Regions from separate parts of the Homo sapiens genome. Here region 1 is linked to region 2. Evidence: chromatin loops called from intact Hi-C (ENCODE). Cell type or tissue: ascending aorta. All regions are shown on one strand. Each heading gives the region's core, and the rest is flanking DNA. Links, peaks and the distances in the headings are about the cores only. Region 1 holds the start of C1QTNF8 (C1q and TNF related 8). Region 2 overlaps CACNA1H (calcium voltage-gated channel subunit alpha1 H).

The links. Hi-C counts contacts between places; a loop is a spot of excess contacts. Peaks named below come from ENCODE experiments on the same cell type or tissue, not always from the same donor. Only the 100,000 strongest peaks of a DNase experiment are listed, where the experiment ranks them.
Region 1: a loop joins it to region 2, with 6 times the contacts of the local background. A loop is called at or near these places in 84 of 110 quality-filtered maps.

Annotation. Positions count from the first base shown.
Region 1 is chr16:1,090,276-1,101,767 of GRCh38, reverse strand. It overlaps C1QTNF8 (C1q and TNF related 8), which reads left to right and starts at 5,524. Exons shown (of 5, transcript NM_207419.3): 1 at 5,524-5,612; 2 at 5,980-6,153; 3 at 6,835-7,053; 4 at 7,717-8,271; 5 at 11,174-11,492. The coding sequence starts at 6,846. The coding sequence ends at 8,267. In ascending aorta, for the core only: a CTCF peak has its summit at 5,856 (motif pointing left); DNase peaks (open chromatin) are centred at 3,827, 5,010, 5,497 and 5,881; H3K4me3 peaks cover 1,428 bases; H3K27ac peaks cover 6,172 bases.
Region 2 is chr16:1,176,346-1,187,837 of GRCh38, reverse strand. The region is part of intron 2 of CACNA1H (calcium voltage-gated channel subunit alpha1 H); the gene reads right to left. Among named protein-coding and RNA genes, the nearest start is that of CACNA1H, 29 kb to the right of the region's middle. In ascending aorta, for the core only: no CTCF peak of the experiment used is centred there; DNase peaks (open chromatin) are centred at 4,416, 5,347 and 6,867; H3K4me3 peaks cover 2,331 bases; H3K27ac peaks cover 3,160 bases.

The DNA.
Region 1 (11,492 bases), core at 2,211-10,210, 86 kb after region 2:
GCTGGTGAAGGAGAACAGCGCTGGCCTGGCCCGGCCCACACACCGGGGCACGGGGACGCCAGCACCCTGCTTGCCCCAGGTGTAGGCCCACAGGCACTGTGCTGCCTGCAGACGCTGCGGAAAATCACAGACCGGGGCTTTTTTTGGTGGACTTCCCTTAGGGATCCTTCACGGGGTCTTGCCAGGACCTCCTGCTGCCCCAGTCCCAGCCTGTGAGCCTTGGGTCCTGTCCCTCCCAGACTGGAAGGTGCCTGCTGCTCCCTTCTGCAGCCCCACTCATGCCCCGCACCCTCAGGCTGGGGAATGAGGTGGAGGGGCTGCATGCGTCCCTGGTGGTGCTGCGGGAGAAGCTTCTAGAAGTGGAGCAGTCGCTGGGCAACCTGGAGTACGTGCAGGAGCCTGGAGAAAAACATCGCCGTCAAGACCAACAGCCTCTATGTCGACCGCCAGGCGTGCATGGCCACCACGCCGCTACCCCACGGTCCTGCAGCTGCGCCTGGCTGCCAGTGAGTATCTGGCACCGTGCAGGCGCCGTCCTGCGTTTTCTGTCCCGTCTCCCAAATAAAGAGCACGTTAGCTTTCCACACGGGGCGTGTGCGCCAGGGCGGGGCTTCCCCTCACTGTCCGTCTGGGCTGGAGTCTCAGTCCCCCGTGTGGCAGCTCTACCCACGGACTCATCCGTGGGATGACAGGGTTGGTGTCAGAGCCCAGGAGCAGGAGCCCCCGGGCCTCAGAGGGCAGGACAAGAGCAGGTGAGGGCTGGGGCTCCACAGCACAGCCCAGCCACGGATGGCGTGTCCAGCCCAGAGCCTGGCCATCCGGCTCCGCTCCCTGCTCGCCTCCCCGCTCCCCCACCAGTGCTGGCTCCTCCGTCCTTTCGCCAGAGTCTTGGGGCCTTGGGACATCCTTTGGGACCCCTGCACCTCCCCGCCCCCTCCCCCCGCACCTCCCCGCCCCCTCCCCCCGCGCCTCCCCACCTCCTCCCCCTGCACCTCTAGGCCCCCAGCCTCAACTTCATATCCTTTGAGACTGGGCACTCGCTCTGCCCGGAGCTCCTCCCACTGCTGGTGCACCAGCTGGGAGGATCCTCCAGGTGGGTCCCACCCAGACTGCCCCCTTCCGCAGCCCCACTGTCCCCAGGACTCCCAGACTTAGACAGGCAGATCGGCAGGGGGTCCCTCCCGCACCCCCCAGGATGGGGCCCACCCGGAGAGCATGTAGGTGGGGGTGCCGTCTCCAAGACCCAGGCCCATAGGGCTCCTATACCAGCCTGGAGGGGACGGGGAGGTAACAGGTACAAGCCCCTCTGCCTCAACCACCCACTGGGACACCTGTGAGCTGGGTGAGATCAGCAGGTGGAAGATGCTGCGCGGGGGGCGCTGGGAGGAGAGTGGGGCGCCTTTCAAGTGGGGCTACCGGACCTCTCTCCCCCACCTGCTGACACCCCCTGCAGAGGCCACTGCTGGAGAGGAAAAACGCCACCCCAAGTCTCCTGCTGTTTGCTGTGGGGAGGGGACGGTGCTGACTGCCAGCACGGTCACCTGGCGGGCGGAGCCTGCACGGGGAGAAATCTGGGCGAGGCTGTGTGTGAGCAGGTGGGGCAGGGAGGGCTTCCTGGAGGAGGGGGCCTGACTTCCACAGCACAGGCCAAGGTACAAGGGCTGGGCCTCTCGCCTCATCTGGAGCTCACTGAGGCCAAGCCCTTCAGGTCTCTGGGCTCTCTCACCCGGGTGCCTGCCCAGGCAGCCCCTCTCCCTCAGCCCTGGGCCCTGTGGGAGGAAGAGGTGTGTGTGGCGGGGGCGTGCGAGGGCACCCCCAGCAGGTGGGATGGACTCAGGCGGTCCCCCCTGCTGTCTGGTGGTGGGGGGAGCTGCATGTAGGCAGTGGCCAGGCCCCAGCCCATGCTGGTGACCCCGGAGAGAGGGTACTTATCCCCGTTTTGCAGACAGGACGCCGAGGCCCGGGAAAGCCCAGGCCCTGCCACGTGATTCAGCTCCAAGCCTTAGCACGGATGGGTCCTCCTGCCCTTTCTCCTGCAGCCCCGGGACCGCCCAGGGAGCAGGGCAGCTGCTGTGATTTGGGAGAGGCCGTGCTGCGATAGGCTCATTGCTGACCGGACCGGGCCCCCCACCAGCTCGGAGCCCCACTGCCGGGCAGCAACGATTCCTCTGCCCACCTGGCCCCTCCCAGAGGGGCAGACCCTGACCCTGAAAGGTGGGCCTGAGAGCTTCCAGAACCTTCTCTCCAGCACAGGATGTTCCAGAGAAAATGTCACCTCCTGTCACCACGGAAGCCATGTTGTTCGTTAGGAGCCGCCGGTCACCACGGCGACAACCAGGGCCCGACTCTCATTCTTTGGGGCCATTAAAATTCACCCTGGGTGCTGTTGCCACTGGGTCTGAGCAGCCAGGAACAGAGAAGAGGACCCAGCGTGGAGCCTCACCCGGGGGCTGCAGGCAGCTCATGTCCTGTGCACGCAGCCCCTCAAAGCTGCTCAAGAGCACCAGACGGTCTGGAGCAGTGACCTGCCGGGGGAACGAGGAACCGCCTCTCTGCAGTCCCCCTGGCATGGGGGGGCCTGGAGCCAGGCAGAAGCTGGTGAACTCAAAGGCCCCTGAGCCACGGGAGGCTCCTGGGTGGGGGCTTCACTCCCTGCCACCTGGGACACCATGGCCAGGGAGGGGGAGGGTGTGGGTGGGTGGCAGCTGCAGGAGGGGTGGCCTGGCACTGCCCCATCCCGCATCCAGGGCTCTGGGTGGAACTCAGACCCCGTGCCAGCCTCCGTGGGTGTGGGTTTGGGGTGAGGTCCCCGTGCCGTGTCTGCTCCAGCCCCACAGGGAGCTGCCGGCTGCTGTCACCTCCTGTGGCGGCTCATCACATGTACTCTCGGCCAGTGGCCATTAAGAGCCTTGGGAGATAATGGTCCCTCCGCGCCGGCCGCGCACTCAGGCCTCATTATTGCCCAGGCCCAGGCAGCGCTCTGGCATGTCCCCTCGGGGAGGGGGTGGCTGATGAGAAGCCGAGGGTTGGGGCACGGGGGAGGGGGCCTGGAAGGAGTCGCTGAGGCTGGCTGGTGGCACCAGCCTGGGAACACGGAGCCAGGCGCTGTTCCGAGCACAAGGCAGGTTCCAATGTCAGGCCTCACGTGCACTTTACAGCTGGGGACACTGAGCCCAGGGGTCCCTGCGCCCACTGTGCTCCCACGTCAGGGCCAGGCTGATGGCTGCAGCAATGGGGGCGACTCCCCGGCTGGAGAGGGGCCAACACCCCCGCCCCCAATTTCCTGACCTCCCCACTCCCCCACGTGCAGGCAGACCACTGGACTAGGGCACGCGGGGGCCGCCCGCCTTGTGCTGAAAAAGGAGGCCCAGACTTTCGCAGTCTAGTAGTAAAATCCTGAAACCCAGGGATGGAGCCCTCCCCACTTTCTGGGTGGACCCCAAACGCCTTCCTTTAGAAAGATCATCCACTCCTCTCGGGGGCTGAGTGAGCCCAGGCGTCCAGGAGCCCCCAGTCTGTACAGCAGGGAGCTGAAGGCTGGGAGAGAGGGGTGGAGTCGGGGGTCTTGCTGAGGCCCCCTCCCCCAGTGCCTGGCACCTCCACCCGCACCTCACTGGCACAAGCGCCCCGCAGCACGGAGAGGGGGCGGCCCTCCCGGGGCCCGCCTGGGACGCTGCTGGGTGTCTGTGGGGGGTGGGCCCCAGGGCACCCGGCAGCAGCCGCTCCCCCGTCGCCACGGCAATGCCGCGGTCATGCCTGGCCAGGGCTATTTCTGTCCAGGAGACATGCTGTCCTGCCCCACTGAGTCACCCCCCGCGCTCCCTGCCCACCCCACTCAGGCCTGGCCTGCAGCTTCTGTGCCACATAGTTCAGGCATCGGCCCTGCCAGCCGCCTGCCCAGACGGACTCTCCCCAGGACGGGTCATCCCGGGCCACCCGAACCCAAGGGACCCAAAGGCACCCTTCCCGGGCCGTTCACCCACCCCTCAGCCTCCCTCCACCCTGCTCTGTGCGTGGGGAGGCTCTGGGACCTGCCCTCAAGGGGGACTGTCAGGAACATGCCTCTCTTTTTAGGGGGCAGTTCTGCTGGCGTCGGGGGGCACTGAGGGGCACAGGGTTCCCTGTGTCTAGGCCTCAGGGACGCTCTGGATACTTCTGAGCTCCATGGGTGCCCATTTCACGGGCATGGGAGGCTGAGGCTCAGACCCAGGGCACAGCAGAGTGTGGGCGTCCGCCCGTCTTTCTCTGCAAGCCCCAGGAGCACACTGTCCCACTGGGACACATCTGCAGAGCTGTGTTCTCGCCGCCCAGGGCACAGCCACGCTGAGCCGGCTCGGTCGGATGCAGGTGCCATAGTCACAGGCGCTCAGGTCTTCACACCCCATCTGTGTCACCACAGCCAACAGGGTGAAGATGGCTGTCCCCAGAGGGGGCCGCTGGGCCTAGTGGGTGCCGCTGCCAAGGGTGAGCTGTCACCGCCCAGGGCCACCTGGAGGGGGGAGCCTGGAACCGGCTACAGCTGGTGCGGTCCCCACCACAGCCCTCCCCAGCCCGTTGCCCGCAGCCTGGCACACGAAGCTCCCACAGGGGGGACCCCTTGGTCTCCCCTCACCTCCTGTCCTCCTTTCCTCCTCGGTCTTTAGCATGGGGGTGCTGAGGGCCAGGCCAAGCTGAGGGGCTGCGGGGAGAGCGGGACCCCAGGTCGCACACAAATCTGCCGAGGGGACTGAGCCAGCTCGGGGCCCCTCCCCGCCCACAGCCTGCTTTCAGGCAAGGCCGCCACAATTCTCCTGCCACGTCCAGCACCTCCCACAACAGGGGCCGGCTTGTGGAGGAAGGACCTGTGGGGAATGGCCGCGTGTCCGTGTCCAGAGGCCCAGGGTCGGAGCGGGACAAGGCCAAGGTGCTGTGTGGGCTTGGCCTGGGGCCCACAGAGAATGGAGCCCCCGCCCGCTGAGGCCTGGGAGGCCTAGAAGTCATTCCCGCGAGTCGTCCGGCCCAGTCCTTATCCGCTGAGAGGCGGGGCTGGTGCGGGGCCTCCCCAGGGGTGTCATGAGGGAATGAAGAGACCCCACGGAGCCTGGGGAGGCTGCGCTCCTGGGCTCCATCCAGCCTGGCTTCCCCGCCAGCAGCATGAGGGCTGTGCGTCACCCGGTGGCTTGGTGGCCATGGGGGCCCCGTGCAGCATGGAGGCCCTGGTCTGGGCCCCGAACACGGGCCTCGGCCTACAGCCCCCCCGCCGGGCCCGCCCAGCCACAGCTTCCATCTGCCTGCTTCTCCTCAGGGCGCCGCACCCCAGGCGGGCAGCAGGCTTGGTTTCCCGATGGAGGAGAGCTGCGTGCCCACGGCACCATCCCCCAACCCAGCCGGCCAAGACGCCGGGCCCCAGCCCCGCTCATGGGCACGGGGCTGGCAGGAGGACCCTGGGGCCGCGAGGCAGGCTTCGCAGTGGACACAGGGGCCCTGCCAGGATCCTGTCCAGGGCTCGGCGGAGCTGGCCTCTCGGCCTGTTGCTCTTGGACAGCCCAGAGGAAGCCACGGGCGCCCAGGCGGGCATGAAAGGGCTCTTTGACGGCTGGGTTGCTGGGACAGTAACACAGACGGCCGGCCAGGCAGGGAGCATCCCTGAGACGGTAACAGGAAGCACAGGGCCTGGGGCTGGTTGTGGGAGTCTTCACAGCCGCCCTGGGCAGGTCGGGCTCCCCCTGAACCCCAGCGGAGCATGATCCAGCCCTGATTGTCTGCCAGGCAGGGCCAGGGGCTGGGACGGCCGGGAACTCCGTGGGGGCTCCTGCAGGCCTCCGTGCATGCACACACCCACTCCTGCCAGGCTCCCTCTGCCGGAGGAGTCCAGGGGGGCTCTTGTGGTGTCCAGTGGGGCCAGGGGGTGAGTCAGGGTCTGCTGAGCTCATGGGGAGGCAGGCAGAGGGTGTCTCAACTGCCAGAGACATTCCACCCACCTGGAATGACCCACTGCAGGAGGAAGGACCTTGCCCTGTGCTACAATCCCAGAGGGCTTCCTGAAGGAGGCAGCCTAGATCTTTGTCCAGCAGAGCCCATCTTCAGGGAATATTGAGGATCCCGACCCGTGCACCTGCCCTAGCGGAAGACACTCCTGGCCAAGCCTCCAGATGTGGCTGTGAGGGGAGTGGGGTAGGCAAGGCCCACCTGGCAGGGGGGCCAGGCTTGTTGGGGCAGCTGCTGTTGGGAGGGGGCCTACCTTGCTCAGGGGGACCCAGGTTGGCTCTGGCTTCCCCTCGGCACCAAGGTGGGACCATCCTTCCCTAGTCTGGGGGAGGCAGAGGAGTGGCCTCCCGAGGCCCCTGCAGGCCCTGCCCTGGGGGCTCCGGACGAGAGGCTCTCTGGGCCTGGCTGAGACGGTGCCTCTGTGCACTGTGCAGGGCCCCCCACCCCAGGCCAGCCTTGGGGGGCCTTTCCCTGGAGCAGACCAGCCACCACGCCCCAGGGCTCTGCCCAGCCACAGTGGGTGGGGCCTTGGGCGGCTACCCGCTCCTGAGTTTAGAGGGCTGTCTCAGAGACCTCTGTGTCCCACAACGGCTTCCCCACCATCTGCCGGGTGTGGGGGCCCCAGCTTTGGGGACCAGGACTCCCCGACTCCAGGTGTGCAGGGTGCCTGGTGCGGCCCAGAGTGTAGCAGCCCCTGAGCCTCGGCCTTGGCCTCACCCACTGGGCCAGGACCGTCCGTGCCCAGGCAGAAGCTCCCGCCTCCACTGGCTGTATTCCCAACGGGGGCAGGGCCGGGCTGCCGTAGGGTCTGGGGGCTCCAGCTGGGGCACCTCCTTCTCAGTCCCTCCCCTCTTTCCTCTCCCCCAGCCCTGGCCAAGATGGCAGCCCCCGCCCTGCTGCTCCTAGCACTGCTGCTGCCCGTGGGGGCCTGGCCCGGGCTGCCCAGGAGGCCCTGTGTGCACTGCTGCCGCCCGGCCTGGCCCCCTGGACCCTATGCCCGGGTGAGTGACAGGGACCTGTGGAGGGGGGACCTGTGGAGGGGGCTGCCTCGAGTACGGCCCACTATAGACATCGAAATCCTCAAAGGTGAGGCCCGTGGGTGCTGCCTGCATGCTCCCCCACCAGGACCCAACAGCCCACAGGGAGTGGGGAGCACCTGGGGCTTGGGAGGAGGGGCGGGAGGGGCACGCTGAGCACCAGTGTCTGCCCTGGCAGCGCTCCCTGCACAGGGACCCCTGGGCTCCCCCCGCAAGCAGGAAGAAGCCTGGCTTGGGGAGGGACCCATGAACCAAAGTGGGGTGCTGAGGATCCTGGGGAAGGGGGCCAGGGTTCCTGAGATCCCCAAAGTAGCAGCCCCTTGGGAAGGGAGCCTGGGCAGCCCGCTTGCTCTGAGACCCCTTGACACGGCTGCGCTGTCCCGAAGGCTGTACTAAGGTTAGGCTTGGGTAGGACCTTCCCAGCCTTCTCATTCTTTAACACCCAACGCAGACCGTAGCTGGCCCTGACCACCCATGTCCCCACCCTCTCGGTGGGGACGGCCTTGCCACAGGCCTTGGTCTAGCCACACCTTTGGAGAACGGCTTCTCCCCATCTTACAGACGTGGACGCGGAGACTGGGAGAGGGGCCGTCACTTGCAAAGAGTGTGTCCTTACAGTGACCCTTGAGCCCCAGCCCCTGGCCTGGGTGCTGGAATGGGGGAGGCCTGCCCAGCCCGGCCCCGACCCGTGGCTTTCGTTTGTCCCCTGCAGGTGAGAAGGGTGAGGCCGGCGTCCGAGGTCGGGCCGGCAGGAGCGGGAAAGAGGGGCCGCCAGGCGCCCGGGGCCTGCAGGGCCGCAGAGGCCAGAAGGGGCAGGTGGGGCCGCCGGGCGCCGCGTGCCGACGTGCCTACGCCGCCTTCTCCGTGGGCCGGCGCGAGGGCCTGCACAGCTCCGACCACTTCCAGGCGGTGCCCTTCGACACGGAGCTGGTGAACCTGGACGGCGCCTTCGACCTGGCCGCGGGCCGCTTCCTCTGCACGGTGCCCGGCGTCTACTTCCTCAGCCTCAACGTGCACACCTGGAACTACAAGGAGACCTACCTGCACATCATGCTGAACCGGCGGCCCGCGGCCGTGCTCTACGCGCAGCCCAGCGAGCGCAGCGTCATGCAGGCCCAGAGCCTGATGCTGCTGCTGGCGGCGGGCGACGCCGTCTGGGTGCGCATGTTCCAGCGCGACCGGGACAACGCCATCTACGGCGAGCACGGAGACCTCTACATCACCTTCAGCGGCCACCTGGTCAAGCCGGCCGCCGAGCTGTAGCCGGGTGAGGGGCCCCGCGGCTGAGCACCGGGCGCGCGCGCGCGTGTGTGTGTGTGTCTGTGTGTGTGTGTGTGGGGGTGGGTGTGGGTGTGTGTGTGTGGGTGGGTGTGGGTGTGGTGGGGTGGGCGGGCAGCGGAGCTTCAGCGCCGACTGTGTGCAGTGATTTGTTGAGCGCTGACTGTGTGCAGGGATTGGTTGAGCGCCGACTGTGTGCAGTGATTTGTTGAGCGCCGACTGTGTGCAGGGATTGGTTGAGCGCCGACTGTGTGCTGTGATTGGTTGAGCGCCGACTGTGTGCTGTGATTGGTTGAGCGCCGACTGTGTGCAGGGATTGATTGAGCGCCGACTGTGTGCTGTGATTTGTTGAGCACCGACTGTGTGCAGGGATTGGTTGAGCGCCGACTGTGTGCTGTGATTGGTTGAGCGCCGACTGTGTGCAGTGATTGGTTGAGCGCCGACTGTGTGCAGGGATTGGTTGAGCGCCGACTGTGTGCAGGGATTGATTGAGCGCCGACTGTGTGCAGGGATTGGTTGAGCGCCGACTGTGTGCTGTGATTGGTTGAGCGCCGACTGTGTGCAGTGATTTGTTGAGCGCCGACTGTGTGCAGGGATTGGTTGAGCGCCGACTGTGTGCAGGGATTGATTGAGCGCCGACTGTGTGCTGTGATTGGTTGAGCGCCGACTGTGTGCAGGGATTGGTTGAGTGCCGACTGTGTGCTGTGATTGGTTGAGCGCCGACTGTGTGCTGTGATTGGTTGAGCGCCGACTGTGTGCTGTGATTGGTTGAGCGCCGACTGTGTGCAGGGATTGGTTGAGCGCCGACTGTGTGCTGTGATTGGTTGAGCGCCGACTGTGTGCTGTGATTGGTTGAGCGCCGACTGTGTGCAGTGATTTGTTGAGCGCCGACTGTGTGCAGGGATTGGTTGAGCGCCGACTGTGTGCAGGGATTGATTGAGCGCCGACTGTGTGCTGTGATTGGTTGAGCGCCGACTGTGTGCAGGGATTGGTTGAGTGCCGACTGTGTGCTGTGATTGGTTGAGCGACGACTGTGTGCTGTGATTGGTTGAGTGCCGACTGTGTGCAGTGATTGATTGAGCGCCGACTGTGTGCAGGGATTGGTTGTGCCCCGACTGTGTGCAGGGATTGATTGAGCGCCGACTGTGTGCAGGGATTGATTGAGCGCCGACTGTGTGCAGGGACTGATTGAGTGCCAGCTGTGTGCAGGGATTGATTGAGTGCCGACTGTGTGCAGGGACTGGGCCATGTGGAGTGCTGGGTGTGTTGGGAGCAAGTCTGACCCGCACCTGCCCTCACAGGGGCTGGCGCACAGGAAAGGACCACATGAAGCCACATGGACGGAGGCCTGTGGTACTGGGTGTGCGGTGGGCGTAGCCAGGTGGTAGAGCGAGCTGGGTGCCTCCTCATGGGGTGGTCGGAGCCCGGTTGCTCACCCAGGTACTCGCCCTCACGGCCGAGGGGCCATTCTGCTTATAAAAGCTGTGCCAGGCACCCTTGCTGAGGAGACATTCATTCGACATTGCGTATTTGCCAAGCACCTGCCCGGTGTGGATGGACCCAGGGGAGGCCAAAAGGGTGGAAGGAAGACGGTCACTTCCAGGCGGTGTGAGGGGCACCCAGCACTCACGGTGGCCGGGAGGGTGGGGCTGCTCTAGTGGTGGCTTGTCCTTGGCAGGAAACACGCGGCTGAGCGCAGGGGGTCAGTTTTGGGGGCTCATGGGTCCTCAGTCTGTCTGAATGTGTGGGGGCTGGAGGAAGATTGGACCCTGATGGGCACCAGAGCCGGAGGAAGCCTCAGACCCCCACGGAGTTGCCTTATGCTTAGACAGGGATGAAAGTCAGGTCCACATGGCCTGGCTGCAGTTGTGGGGGCAGAGAGGGCCCCATTTGGGAGTGTGGGTGGGTCGGTCCCTCCAGGCAAGAGGCTGGCCCAGCTCTGGTCACTGGAAGCCTCTGTTACCCTCCCCGGCTGGAGCAGCTGTGGCCCCTCCCGGAAGCTCTCCCAGCCACGTGCTCACTTGTCTCTGGAACCACCTCCACCTGACCTGGGCCTCCCTCCCCCTCTTCCCAGCCCCTCCGGCCCAGCCTCCCACGCACCGCCTCCTCCTCCTTGGTGTGCTATTTGTGGCAGCGCGGCCACTGGGCCCGGGCAGGAGCAGCATCAGGAGCAGCTCAGCCATGCTGCCTGGAACCCTCACAAGGCCTTCCATAAAGCATCCCCGGGTGGGGGCAGGAGAGCCCCCACAGGTGCACCCAGCGTGGGCTCATGGGGGCCCATGGGTGCCGAACAGATGAAGGGATGCGGGGTCCCAGGTGCCCCCACGGCCCCTTGATCCTTGTCCACTCTGGGACATCCCGGCCCATGGAGTGCCCGGCTCGCCCATCCCCCTCTTTAGGGCCTGCCCTGCCCCCACTCCCTCCCCACAGGGGCCCCCACCAGTACTGACCAATCTCTGAGCAGCTGGGCCCACAGCCTGCCCCAGGAGGGTCTGTGAGAGGACAGCCCCCAACATCAGGGTGCACCCTGCAGGGTGGGGCCAGCCGAGGAGGGAGGTAGGAGGGCACGGGCTGCAGCCCCCAGGTCAGGGGGACCTTGTCTGTCCATCTGGCAGCACACACTGGCTGGGAGGAAGCAGCTGGGAACAGTGACCCTCCCTGTTGCTGTGGGGCCCCAGCCTGAGGGGCTGCTCAGTCATCCCCACCACCCACCACTGGGCCAGGCCTGGGGGCAACCGGCAGTGGGCGTCGGGCAAAGGAACCGGGGGAGGAGGGGGCAGGGTGGCAGGAGATGGGGGTCAGGGGCCATCTCCCAACACAGCCGCCGTTTTTGTGTGAAGACTCCGGACCTCCCAGCCCCACCCTCAGGAAGTGCCGTCCCCTCCTTACAGACAGACGTCCGCCTGTGGGGACTCTGGGAGCCCCGGCTGGCGCGCCCGCCTCTCCACTTCGCCTCACTCCTGTCCTGGGACAGAGGGTGCCCTGCCCTTGGGAGATGGTGCTCTGAGGCCCGGCCAGAGTCTGCAGAACCCGCGTGTGTGTGCTGGAGCCACTCCCCAGGCAGGCGGGGGAACAAGCGTGGCCCCCAACAGCGCAGGACAGGAGGAGGGGCGGCTACAGGGGCCCGCCATTTGCTGTGCACACATGGCCCCTCTGCAGGGAGAGGGGCTCTGTCCCGGCTGCGCCACCCCCACCCACTGCCCAAGCCTG
Region 2 (11,492 bases), core at 2,325-10,324:
TAGTTAAGGCATCAAAGCCACAGGCCAGCCTCAGCTCCTCAGACCACCAGGGAGGGGACTGTAGCAGCGCTAGCCCAGCGAAGGGATGGACGTCTCCAGGTGCGGCTGCTGCCTGGCTCCTCCTCTATGGTCAGAGTGGCCCCCAAGCAGGGCTGTGGCCTCCAGGGATCCCAGCAGGGCTCCCTGCTCGGCTGCATCCTGACATCAGTGCCGGGGTGGCAGAGCTCTGCAGCTGGGAGGATCGGGAGGCTGGGCCGTTCCTGCCCCACCCGCTGTCCCCTAGAGCAATCTGCTCAGCCAGCTGAGCCCCATTAGGCCAAATCTGCAACAGCTGGGCACAAGCGGCCTGAGCCAGGGGCAGGGGTGTGGGCGGGAAAGGCACCCACAGCAGGAAGGAGAAGCCCAGAGCAAGGTGGGCCACAGCCCCCCACTCAGGACCCCATGCCTTGCAGGGCACAGACTGCAGCTGAGGTCACAGGCAACCAGGACTCTTAGCCACGTGCTCCCCTCTCTGTACCCACCCCTGGCTGGGCAAACCCCTCCCTGCCCTGGGTAGAGGGTGCCAAGGCTGAGGCCGCTCCCTCCCTGTCCGCTCTGCCCACGGCCCCACGCGGCGCTGGCCGCCTCCTCCCCTCCCGGCCCCTCATTCTCAGGAACGCTCAACCTTACTTTTCCAATTTGCTCAAGAAGACGACCTATGTGTATTCACCGGGGAAGCCCATTCCCACAGGCGCTATCAGCCCGCAGTGCGGAGGGGACGGTCGCGGGCTCTGAGGGACTCCATCGCCTCTGCCGCAGAGGAAGCAACAGCTTTGGTCCCACATCAAGAGACCCAGGAGGGGCCGGGCCAGCCGCAGACCCTGGGAGTCAGTGGGTGGTACAGGAGATCCCCGGGAACCAGCCCTGTGTCCGTGTCCACCCCCACTCAGAACCGCGGCAGCTCCAAAGGACCCTCGAGGCCACGGGAGTGGGACGGACCGCCCTGAAGTCTGCCGGTCATGGTGGTGGTCACGGCCCTGAGAACCAGGGCGCACTGCTTGTATACAGAAGAGCTAGAAGGGCAGAATATCTCCACTGCCGTGGCACATTCACCGGCCAGGAAGCATTACGTGGCCACCCGTTGAGGAGGCGGTGGTGCCACGGGCATCGGGACCGAGCCAGGTCCAGGGCACACGGGGCAGGAGGAGCGAGTCACGGAGGACACGTGACCACATTCACGACAGAAGCCACAGTGCAGGCCATCTCGAGGGGCATGTGTGTGGGCACGTGTGCAGAGGTACAGAGACGTTCCCAGGGAATCGCCGGAGGATGAGAACGCCGTGGAGAGGGACAAGACGAGGGCACTCAGGACGTGGGCAGAGTCCACAGTGACCCTTTGACGTTCACCCCACGCCGCGGCATCGTCCGGCTTTCTGCACGGCGAATCCAGGCCCTGCGTGTGCAATTACGAAAGCGAAACGTCCAGGAATCTGGGCCTGTGCGGTCACGGCAGGCTGGACCCCTGCCTTCAGGGCTCCCTGGGCCCAGCTTCTGAACAGCCCCACTGGGACACCTCGAGGGAGCCGCGCATTCTTATTCAAAACACCACTAAGGAAACAGGCTCTCCCCAAGCAGCCCTGGGAGGACCAGCACGGTACACCCTGGCCCTGCACACACCCCGCCTCCGGCCCCTACGCACGCCGACCGTCTAGTCACCCGCCCCGTACACACCCCGCCTCCGGCCCCTACGCACGCCGTCTACTCACCTGCCCCGTACACACCCCGCCTCCGGCCCCTACGCCGTCTACTCACCCGCCCCGTACACACCCCGCCTCCGGCCCCTACGCACGCCGTCTACTCACCTGCCCCGTACACACCCCGCCTCCGGCCCCTACGCACGCCGTCTACTCACCCGCCCCGTACACACCCCGCCTCCGGCCCCTACGCCGTCTACTCACCCGCCCCGTACACACCCCGCCTCCGGCCCCTACGCCGTCTACTCACCCGCCCCGTACACAGCCCCGCCTCCGGCCCCTACGCACGCCGACCGTCTACTCACCCGCCCCATACACACCCCGCCTCCGGCCCCTACGCACGCCGACCGTCTACTCACCTGCCCACGTACACACCCCGCCTCCGGCCCCTACGCACGCCGACCGTCTACTCACCCGCCCCGTACACACCCCGCCTCCGGCCCCTATGCATGCCGACCGTCTACTCGCCCGCCCCCCACGTACCCCGCCTCCGGCCCCTACGCACGCTGACCGTCTACTCACCCGCCATGGACCCCCGTGCCCCACTAGGCTTTCTGAGCATCTCCAGGGTTCCCCAGAAAAGCAGACTCGGCGGGGGGGGGGACTCTGCAGATGGCAGCGTCCATGTGGGAGTCTGGCTGCCGCTGGCAGGACCCACAGACACCGTCCAGGAGTCCAGCTGCCACCCGGGCACGTCTAAGCTCCGGATAACCGGTGGGTGAGGCTATGAACGCCAATCCTGCCTACACCAGGGACAAAGGAAACGGGCACTCACGACAGACGGGCCCACACGTGTCCACAGCGGCACTGACCCCGATGGCCTGTGATGGAAACAGCCCTGGTGTTCACCAACAGACCCGTGAACAAACGGAACGTGGTCTGGTCACACGCTGGAATATTACTCAGCCATGAAAAGGAAGAAAGCTCCACACGCCACAACACAGGTGAACCCGGGAACATGATGCTGGGAAGAACTGGGCACAGAAGGACCACATGTCACACGGAAAGTCCCGCACAGGCAAACCCAGAGACAAAGCGGGGTAGAGACCACCAGGGCTGGGCAGCGAGGGCTGATGGGGATGCGGTTTCCTTCTGGAGTGAGGGAAACATTCCAGAACTAGGCAGAGGTGATGGTTCAACAACACGAAGGTCGCTAACCCGTGCGCTTTAAAATCCGCTGGTCGTCACATAAACAAGTAAAAAAAAAATGGCTAATCCCATGGTACGTGAACCTCACTTCAGTCATCACCACAGCCTGCGTTCCCAGCTTTGCCTTTAAATGGCAGCTTCCCTTCGCTGGAGCCCCGCACCTGTCTGCAGTCGCCACTGAAGGCGCCCTTTGGACCAGGAATTGAGACCCGGCACATGGGCAGGCATAGGTTGGTGGGGGTGTCTCCTCCTCCTGCCACGTGGCCTCCACTCTCGCTGAGCAGAAGGCCCTCACATGCCCCAGACCCACCCGGCCACGTGACAACTCCTGGCACCCTCCAGCCCCTTGAGACCTGCCTTCCACCAGGGGGCCTGGATGCCTACGAGAGGGCAGGGATGCCTGGAGGCTGATGCGGCATCCGTGCCTCCTCCCAGGCTCACAGAGGATGAGGGTGAGGGCCGGGAAACGAGCAGCCCAGGCCGGCAGGTGATGAGCCCTCCCCACGGATGCCTCTCAAAGACAGGACAGCTGCTGTGTGCAGGTGCCCAGGCCAAGCCGCCTGGAGTCCTCTGGGGCTGCTGGCCCCATTCACCCCTGAGCCTCGGTCCCACGCTTGCCGGCCTCCACAGTCCGGCCTCTGGCCTCTGCCTCGGGCAGTAAGGCCCAAAGCTTTCAAGGACTCAGTGCTTGCTGCAGGGGAAGCTTTGGCCAGGGTCTGCTCCCTGGTCTCAGGGCTCGGGGAGGGGCCCCATGCATGCGGCAGGCTGGGCCTGACCATTCCTGAAGCACCGGAAGCCCCCTGTGGGCAGGAGTGATGCCCTGGGGTCTAGAGCAGTCCCGCCTACACCCTGTGCAATGGGCTGGTGTCCCATCTCCCCTACCAGCTCCACCTAGGCCTGATGGGCCAGGCACAGCCCGGCTGGCCTTGACTCTTCTGTCCCTGGCATCCGATGAAGCACCGGGGCAGCCACAGCTGCCGAGGCAGACGCACCTTCCCCAGGCGGCATGGACACGGCTCCAGGGCACCTGTCGTTAATTAACCGATCCAGGAGGGAATTAATTCAGTCTCCCTCTGCAGTGGCGAAATTCTGGAGCCAGATGTTTGCAGACTTTGGAGTCTCCCAGCAGGTGGGACGGGACAGACCCCACTGGGGGAGCAACACGCCAGGTCACGTGCTCACCCGTGTATACGCATGTGCTCTTGCACGCTCCCCCCAGGGCCGCCCCCCAGCCTCACAGGGTAGATGACAGAAAGTACATCAAACCTGCAGGACGGGACGGTGCCCGGGGAGCTCCAGAGCCTGCCCTGAGTGCGGCGCCTCCCCCGGACCCCCGACCCCAATGCCACGACAGGCACGTGTCCTGTTCTCCAGCGGGGCCTCTTAGCGGGAGGGAACTGGGTGGGAAGGGGGAGGGCAAGGCAGCCACACGATCCAGGATCAGGGTTGCCGGGGATGCGCTGACTGAAGGAGGTTTCTCTTCCTTCCCCGGAGGCCGCTGCCATGGAGACAAGGGAGGAGGAAGCCCGGTCAGGGCTGGGGGGAGGGGCCAGGAGGGATTCCCGGCTCCACGCTGAGGGCGGCCCCCACGCCCGTCTCCTTCCTCGGGAGAAGCCACCGCAGGGTTTTAACTCAGGAAGGGGTGAGGTCCTAAGAACCCCTCTGTGCTGGGGGAAAACTGGGGGAACGCGGCGCCATCAGACGCAATAGAACCCGTCAGGGGTCCCAGAGGCCAGATCCCGAGGGCAGCCCCAGGATTCCCACAGCCGCACGGGGGTGGAGGGTACCGGGTTCCAGGGCTCCATGCCTGACACAGAACTTCCTGGAAACCGCCACCTGGGGCCCCACCGTGTCCCACCCCAGTCCCTGCTGCTGGGGGTGTCGGGTCACAGAGGGTGGGGGCGGGGGTGGTGGGTGGGGCCCAGACCTCCTTCACAGGTACCTGTACCAGCCCTGGAAACCCAGTTGTCCAGAGATGGGACAGGTGGGCTTGCCCTCCTGAGAACCTGCAGTGCCCATGGACCCTGTGGCCGACTCCTGACCTGGGGAGCTCTCAGGTTGGGCCCAGGACTCAGGACTCAGCTCCAGAGAGGTCACCTGCACCCCATCCCAGGCAGGGAACAGAGGGTCTGGGCAACGTCAGAGGAGGGCCAGGGTGGGGGTCCCCGCCACAGTGACTGACAGCCTCGTCGGGGGGCTGCGAGCTCTCCTGGCCTCTGTCCTGGTCCTCAACCCTGGCCTCTCCCAGCCAACCCCCAGTCTGCTCTGAGTCTCAATGTGCAGCCTGCCCAGAGCTTTCACCCCAGCCAGGCCCCCGATGTGGGAGCCCCTCTCCCCAGGGGCCTGGCCAGGGGAACGTGGCCGGAGCCAGCCGCCTGGACTTGCGTGACTCACACGGGCAGTTGGGGGTGGGGAGCCCGGGCAGCAGCCAAACATGGAGTGTTTGTCTCCAGCCGGCGCCGCGGGTCACAGGAGGGCACGGGGGCTGGGCTGCCCGTGGGAGAGCACCGCCCCCAGCGCAGGGGTGCGGGGAGCCCACACCCACCACAGGCCACCACCTGGGGGATTGAAATCACTGATGCATGAGTGGACGGCTCACTCCCGGCTGCCGGAACATTCCATCTCAACAGAGCTCCTCCCTGAGCAATGGCCTCGGGAGACTCTGGCCCCACAGAGAGCGGCCCTGGCCTCCGCCTCTATGTCCGCCAGGCTGCACCCAGGTGGGCTGAGGCCCGCCTCCTCCACCCCGCAGAGCCTCCCACCTGCCACCCACCGGAGGGGCCAAAACAATCACATCACCTGCGCTGTCTCAGGCACGGACCCTGCTCCTGCCCCTGCCACAGCCCGGGGAAACACCAGGCTCACCTGGGCGGCCACTTCTCACCCTGGGGAGCGTTGTGTCCATCTGTGTGGGGAGACAGGGAGGGCCGGAAGCACACAGCAGCCAGGGACAGGCAGCAGAGTGAGCCTGTGTGCATGCGTGTGCGAGGGGGCATGCGTGTGCGAGGGGGCGTGTGTGCAAAGGGGACATGCATGTGTGAGGGGCGCATGTGTGTAAGGGCAGTGTGGGGACCTGAGGCGCGTGTCCGGGTGTGGGTGTGTGATGTGTGTGTAGCTGTGTGCATGGGCCGGGCTCACCCCACACACAAGTGGAGAACTCACACACAGCCCTCTTCAGGCCTGAGATGAGGGCGGGTCCCCCACCTCCAGGAATGAAAGGAGAGGTTGGCTCGCAGCACCACCACGGAGCTGGAGCACACGCGGACAGCTCCCTCTAACTGCGCACAATTTTAAAAGCCATGCTAATTAGAAAGAGACCTAATATACCTATTTATCTCTAATAAAGAGCTTGATTTGGGAACTTTTCAAGGCATAATTGAGTGGAAAAGTGCCTGATCCCAGCCCTCCTCTCCGTGCCTGCGGGAAGCTTGAGGCCCTGCCAGCCACTTGGTGGCAGCGTGCAGCCACACCGGCAAGGACCTCGGGGGCACGACCACCCAGGATGTTCTGCCGGAACTGGAGCAGACCCCCAGACTCTCCTGGCCGACGCGGGCGTCAAAGCGCTGGCTCAGCTCCCACCGTTGCCGGGGGCTCGGCAGCTGTCCCCGGTCAGGGCCACCTGGTCAGGCTGGCTTTGTCCTGGCAGTGGAGTGGGAGGTGGAGGGGCCGGCCATGCCGGGTGAGAGCTCCTCTCCTCTGGCCTCACCCTTGCCCATCTTGGTCCCCATATGAGGGTGCTGCGGGCCCCCAGGCTTGGAAGGGAAAGGCGTGGGCAGCAGAAACCCAGCCAGGAGGGGACCTTGGGGAAGACGGCCGCCTGCCCCTGGGACGGGCCTGTGGGGCCTGCTCCGAGCTGGAATTCTCCAGGCCAGAAATAACTGCCTGAGCGCCACTGCACAGCTGCCGTGGCCCAAATTAGAGACCACCCCAGGGGACCAGGCGCTCCCTCCATGGGAACGTGGCCTGGAGCTCCACCCTTGGGTCTGGCCGGGAAGCTGGCGGAAGCAGTCCCGCCAAGGCGCTTTCCTGCGGGAAGACGGGGTGAGCCCCTGCCAACGCGGCCCAGCAGGTCTGTCCTCAGCACGCTGGCGGCCAGGTCGGGTGCTGGCCCGGGGAGTCCAGGGCGGGGTGGCTGTGGACCAGGGCTGACCTCACTCTGGTCCTCTTCACCTAAGGGGCCTCCCTGTGGGAGCCACAGGCCCCTATTCGGCGGCATCCCAGCCCCCGCTGCACACCCTGCACTCTCCCCAGTCTGCACCTCATCCCTCCCTGCCCCGCCCTGCCCAGGCCCCTCCCTACCTGCCCCGGGAAAGCCAAGGCCAGGTGGGCCACTCCCCACCCGACACACTATGGAGAGCAGCCCCTCCTCCCTGGCCCCCCCACGGCCTGGCTGTGACTGCAGCCCCTGCTCAGGACCCAGAGACTGTGGCTGTGCCTCGGAGGGGGTATGGGGACGCCAGGGACACCAGGACACAGGCCCACCCTCCACGGCACCTCCAGTCCCACCACTGGGGATTTCCCTTCAGACCTCGGGCCTCCACAGACCTGGGGTTCAGACACCTGGGGTGCCCCCTCCTCACCCAGCCTGCCCTGCTCTGCCCCCAGCTATGGGACCGTCCTCCCCAGCCCACAGCAGCCCGAGTCCCTCTCGCCTCACATTATGCTCTGTGGGCGACGCCTGGTCTCAATCTGTGTGAAAACCCAGCTCCGGCCTGCAACGCCCCGTGTTCTGCAATGCGGACGCACACCACCTGCCTGTGCACCCAGGAGCCGGCTGACCCGGTGTGCAGGGACAGGGACCCAGCCAGGGCACCCAACGGGCTGGCCGTCCATCCACACGACGCCCCTCAGCCCTGTGCCTGCAGAGCCCGGCCCCCTCAGTATCACCCGGCAACCAGATGTATATTAAAAAACAAGGCCGGGCCGGGCATGGTGGCTCACGCCTGTTATCCCAGCACTTTTGGAGGCCGAGGCAGGTGGATCATGAGGTCAGGAGTTCAACACCAGCCTGGCCAAGATGGTGAAACCCCGTCTCTACTAAAAATACAAAACAATTAGCTGGGCGTGGTGGCACATGCCTGTAATCCCAGCTACGTGGGAGGCTGAGGCAGGAGAATCGCTTGAACACGTGAGGCAGAGGTTGCAGTGAGCGGAGATCACGCCACTGCACTCCAACCTGGGCGACAGAGCAAGACTCCATCTCAAAAAAAAAAAAAAAAAAAAAAGAGGCCGGGCGTGGTGGCTCACACCTGTCATCCCAACACTTTGGGAGGCTGAGGCGGGTGGATCACTTGAGGTCAGGAGTTCAAGACCAGCCTGGCCAACATGATAAAATCCCGTCTCTACTAACAATACAAAAATTAGCCAGGCATGGTGGCGGGCGCCTGTAATCCCAGCTATTCAGGAGGCTGAGGCAGGAGAATCGCTTGAACCCGGGAGGCGGAGATTGGGGTGAGCCGAGATCACACCAGCAACAACAACGACACACACACACATCAATAAATAAATGAGGAGGACGGAACAGCCACTCAGCAGCGGCTCGGTCGGCTCTCCCACCTCCCCAACCTCGCGGGGGCAGGAGAGTCCATGGGGGGGCCCCCAATCCCCGATGCCTGGTCAGCCAGGGTTTCCGTCCACCACAGCCTGGTGACTGAGGTCAGGGACCCCCAACTCACCCTACCCAGGAGCCCCTGAGGCCAAACCCCACCCACAGGGCCGCCACACACCCCTTCCACCAGTCCCGGGAGGCGCGTCAGATAAAAGCACAGCTCTCACTCCTGGGGAGACGACGGCCAGGCCCAGCCAGGGGTGGCTCTGCTGTGGTTTTGCTTCCCAGGCAGGTCTGAGTAACAGTGTGCAGGGAGGGCTGAACCCTACACCCGCCACAGCCTGGTGTCCACGGGTCACCCATTCACCACCCAACAGGGTCTCTGTGACCTGACAGAGGTCACAGAGCCTCAGTTTATCCCGAGGAAAATGGTGGGGCTGGGAGGGGCACGGGGCCAGCCTGCTGGGGAGATGCCACCATCTGGTCCTCCGGGGCTGGCAAGGGCGCGGGGCCACCCTGCTGGGGAGATGCCACCGTTCGGTCCTTCCTCTGCCCTGGCAGCCACACCTGCCTGCCCCGGCCACTCCGCCACATCTCTTCACCCCAACCCCGACTTCTGGAGCTTGGAGGAGACAGGGGCAGGGGCATCTGGGCCCAACCTGCCCAGGAGCTCCTGGCCGGGGGTGAGCCAGGTTTGGCCAGGGGTCAGGGAGGGACCCGAGGGACAGTGTGGCCCCTTTGGGGCTGGATGCTGGTCTGCTGGATGGCGGCGGCTGAAGCAACAGACGCTCACTCTCCCACAGCCTGGAGGCTGGAGTCCGAGACCATGCTGTGGGCAGGGCCGGCTCCTCCTGCGGCTGCTGTCCTTGGCCTGTAGACGCCACTGTCACCCCTCTGCATCTGTGTCCTCCTGTGGCCTCACCTAGTCCTAACCCCCTTCGAAAGGGCCCTTATCTCCAAATACAGTCACATTCTGAGGCACTTGGGGGGGTGGGTTAGGACTCTGAGATATGAATATGGGGACTCGGGGGTGGGTTAGGACTCTGAGATATGAATATGGGGGCACCAGAAGAAGCCCGTAAATGAGGCGGCTGGGGAGGCCGTGGGGGAGGGTCCAGAAAGAGGGGGCGGGAGGGACCATGGAGGGATCCAAGGAGCCGGGGCAGGAGAGCCCGTTGGGGGATCCCAGGCAGAGCCGGGAGGGACCATGAGGTGCCCCATGGAGAGGGGGCGGGAGAGTCCATGGGGGGGCGGTTTCCGGGGTGGGGGAGTGACCATGGGGTCCCCAGGGAGAGGGGGCGGGGGAGGCCCCAGGGAGAGGGGGCAGGAGAGTCCATGGGGGGGGGGGTTCCGGGGTGGGGGAGGGACCATGGGGTCCCCAGGGAGAGGGAGTGGGGGAGGCCTCAGGGAGAGGGGGCGGGAGAGACCCCGGGGGTCCCAGGGAGAAAGGGCGGTGCCCGCAGCCCGGGCACCTGCTGGGGACGGAGAGTTTGTGTCCCCATGGAGTTCAGACGCTGAGACCCAGTGGGGCCTTTGGGAGGTGACTGGGATGAGGTGAGGTCAGGAGCGGCGGAGCCCTCAGGAATGGGGTTAATGCCCTTGTAACAAGGACCCCGAGAGACCCCTCCACCTCCCACCAGGTGAGGACACAGGCAGAAGCAGGCGTCTGCACCCAGAAGTGGCCCCCGTGGAGCCCCATCCTGCCCAGCCCTTCCCTGGGACGTCCAGCCTCCAGAACCGAGAAACACACTCCCTCTGTCCCCGGCCACCACGTCCTCAGAATTTCTGTCACAGCCCAAGCACACTAGGACGCCCCCTCCCAAGCCTGTCCTGGGGGGCCCCTTCCCTTCCACCCCAACACCCCATTTCTCACTTGGAGCTCGTTCCACTCTCTGCCCCGGTCAGAATTCAGCCCTCAAACCTATGACAGACGTGTGACCGTGAGCCGCTAGCTGTGCCAGCTTGGGGGACTCCGGGGCGACGGCAGGGTGGGCCTCGGTCAGACGCCGTCCCCGCACCGTACCATGAGGAGGGCCCTCGGCCCTGAACTTCAGGCTGTCTCCGAGGGTGCCGGCGGCTGCAGTGTGTAAATGTCAGAGCCGGGGCTGAGGCCCGGGCAGCAGGGGACCCGGCCCTGGAGGGGATCGGCCCTGGGAGAGGCCTGGGGGACAGCAGCCCCTGGTGGAGTCAAACTCCATCCAGCCTGTGTCACTTAGAAATCCAAGGGTCCGAGAGTCCGAGATGTCCTTTGTAAATGTCAGTGGAATGACAAAAAGGGCCGCCCAGGACAGACACCTGAAGGTGGCAGCCTGTGAAGTCAGTGACCTTTGGGGTTCAGTGTAGGGTTCAGAGAAGGTGCGGAGGGCCTGGGGGAAGCTCCTGGGGGGAGGGAGTGAGGCTGCCCAGGCCTTTTCCAGCGCCTCCTCCCAGCCTGGGGACTCTGCCCCCACCTAAGCCAAACCCAGGCCACCCTGTCCACGGAACATCCTCACAGCAGCCGTAGCAGACACTCAGCCCTCAGAAAGCCACATCATCCTTAGGACCCCCTCCCCGTCCCCTGGGGTGAAGAGACGCGGGGGAAGGGCCGAGGGGAGGCAGGACAGAGGCAGCTCCCCGGCGGGGCGGCCCCGCTCCCCTCCCAGCACCATCATTTTCTGGGCTGATAAACTGAGCTTCATGAGCATCCCCTGTGGGTCACAGAGACTTGGTGCCCAGCCGGCCCCCGGACCCCCATCAGCCCCCTGCTCACTGCTACAGTGGCTGGTCCCGGGGCCTGTGCAGACAAACCCGGAACCCCTTGGTTGGGGGGTCACCTGAGACCCAGATTCCATTCTCGGAATCCCCACAGCAGCCCAGGCCCGTCACCTCTGAGCATGGGGGGAAGTACTGGCCCCAGGCCTCCTCAGCCCGAGCCACAGGTCATTGCCATGCCCACCTGCAGAAAGAGACGGCAGCTGGGGTCCATGCAGAGACCCTGGTGCTGCCGAGAGTAGGAGCGGCCGACCCCACTCTGCGGGGACAGCCCTCCCAGACCCATGCCTGGCTGTCCTCACAGCTGGACC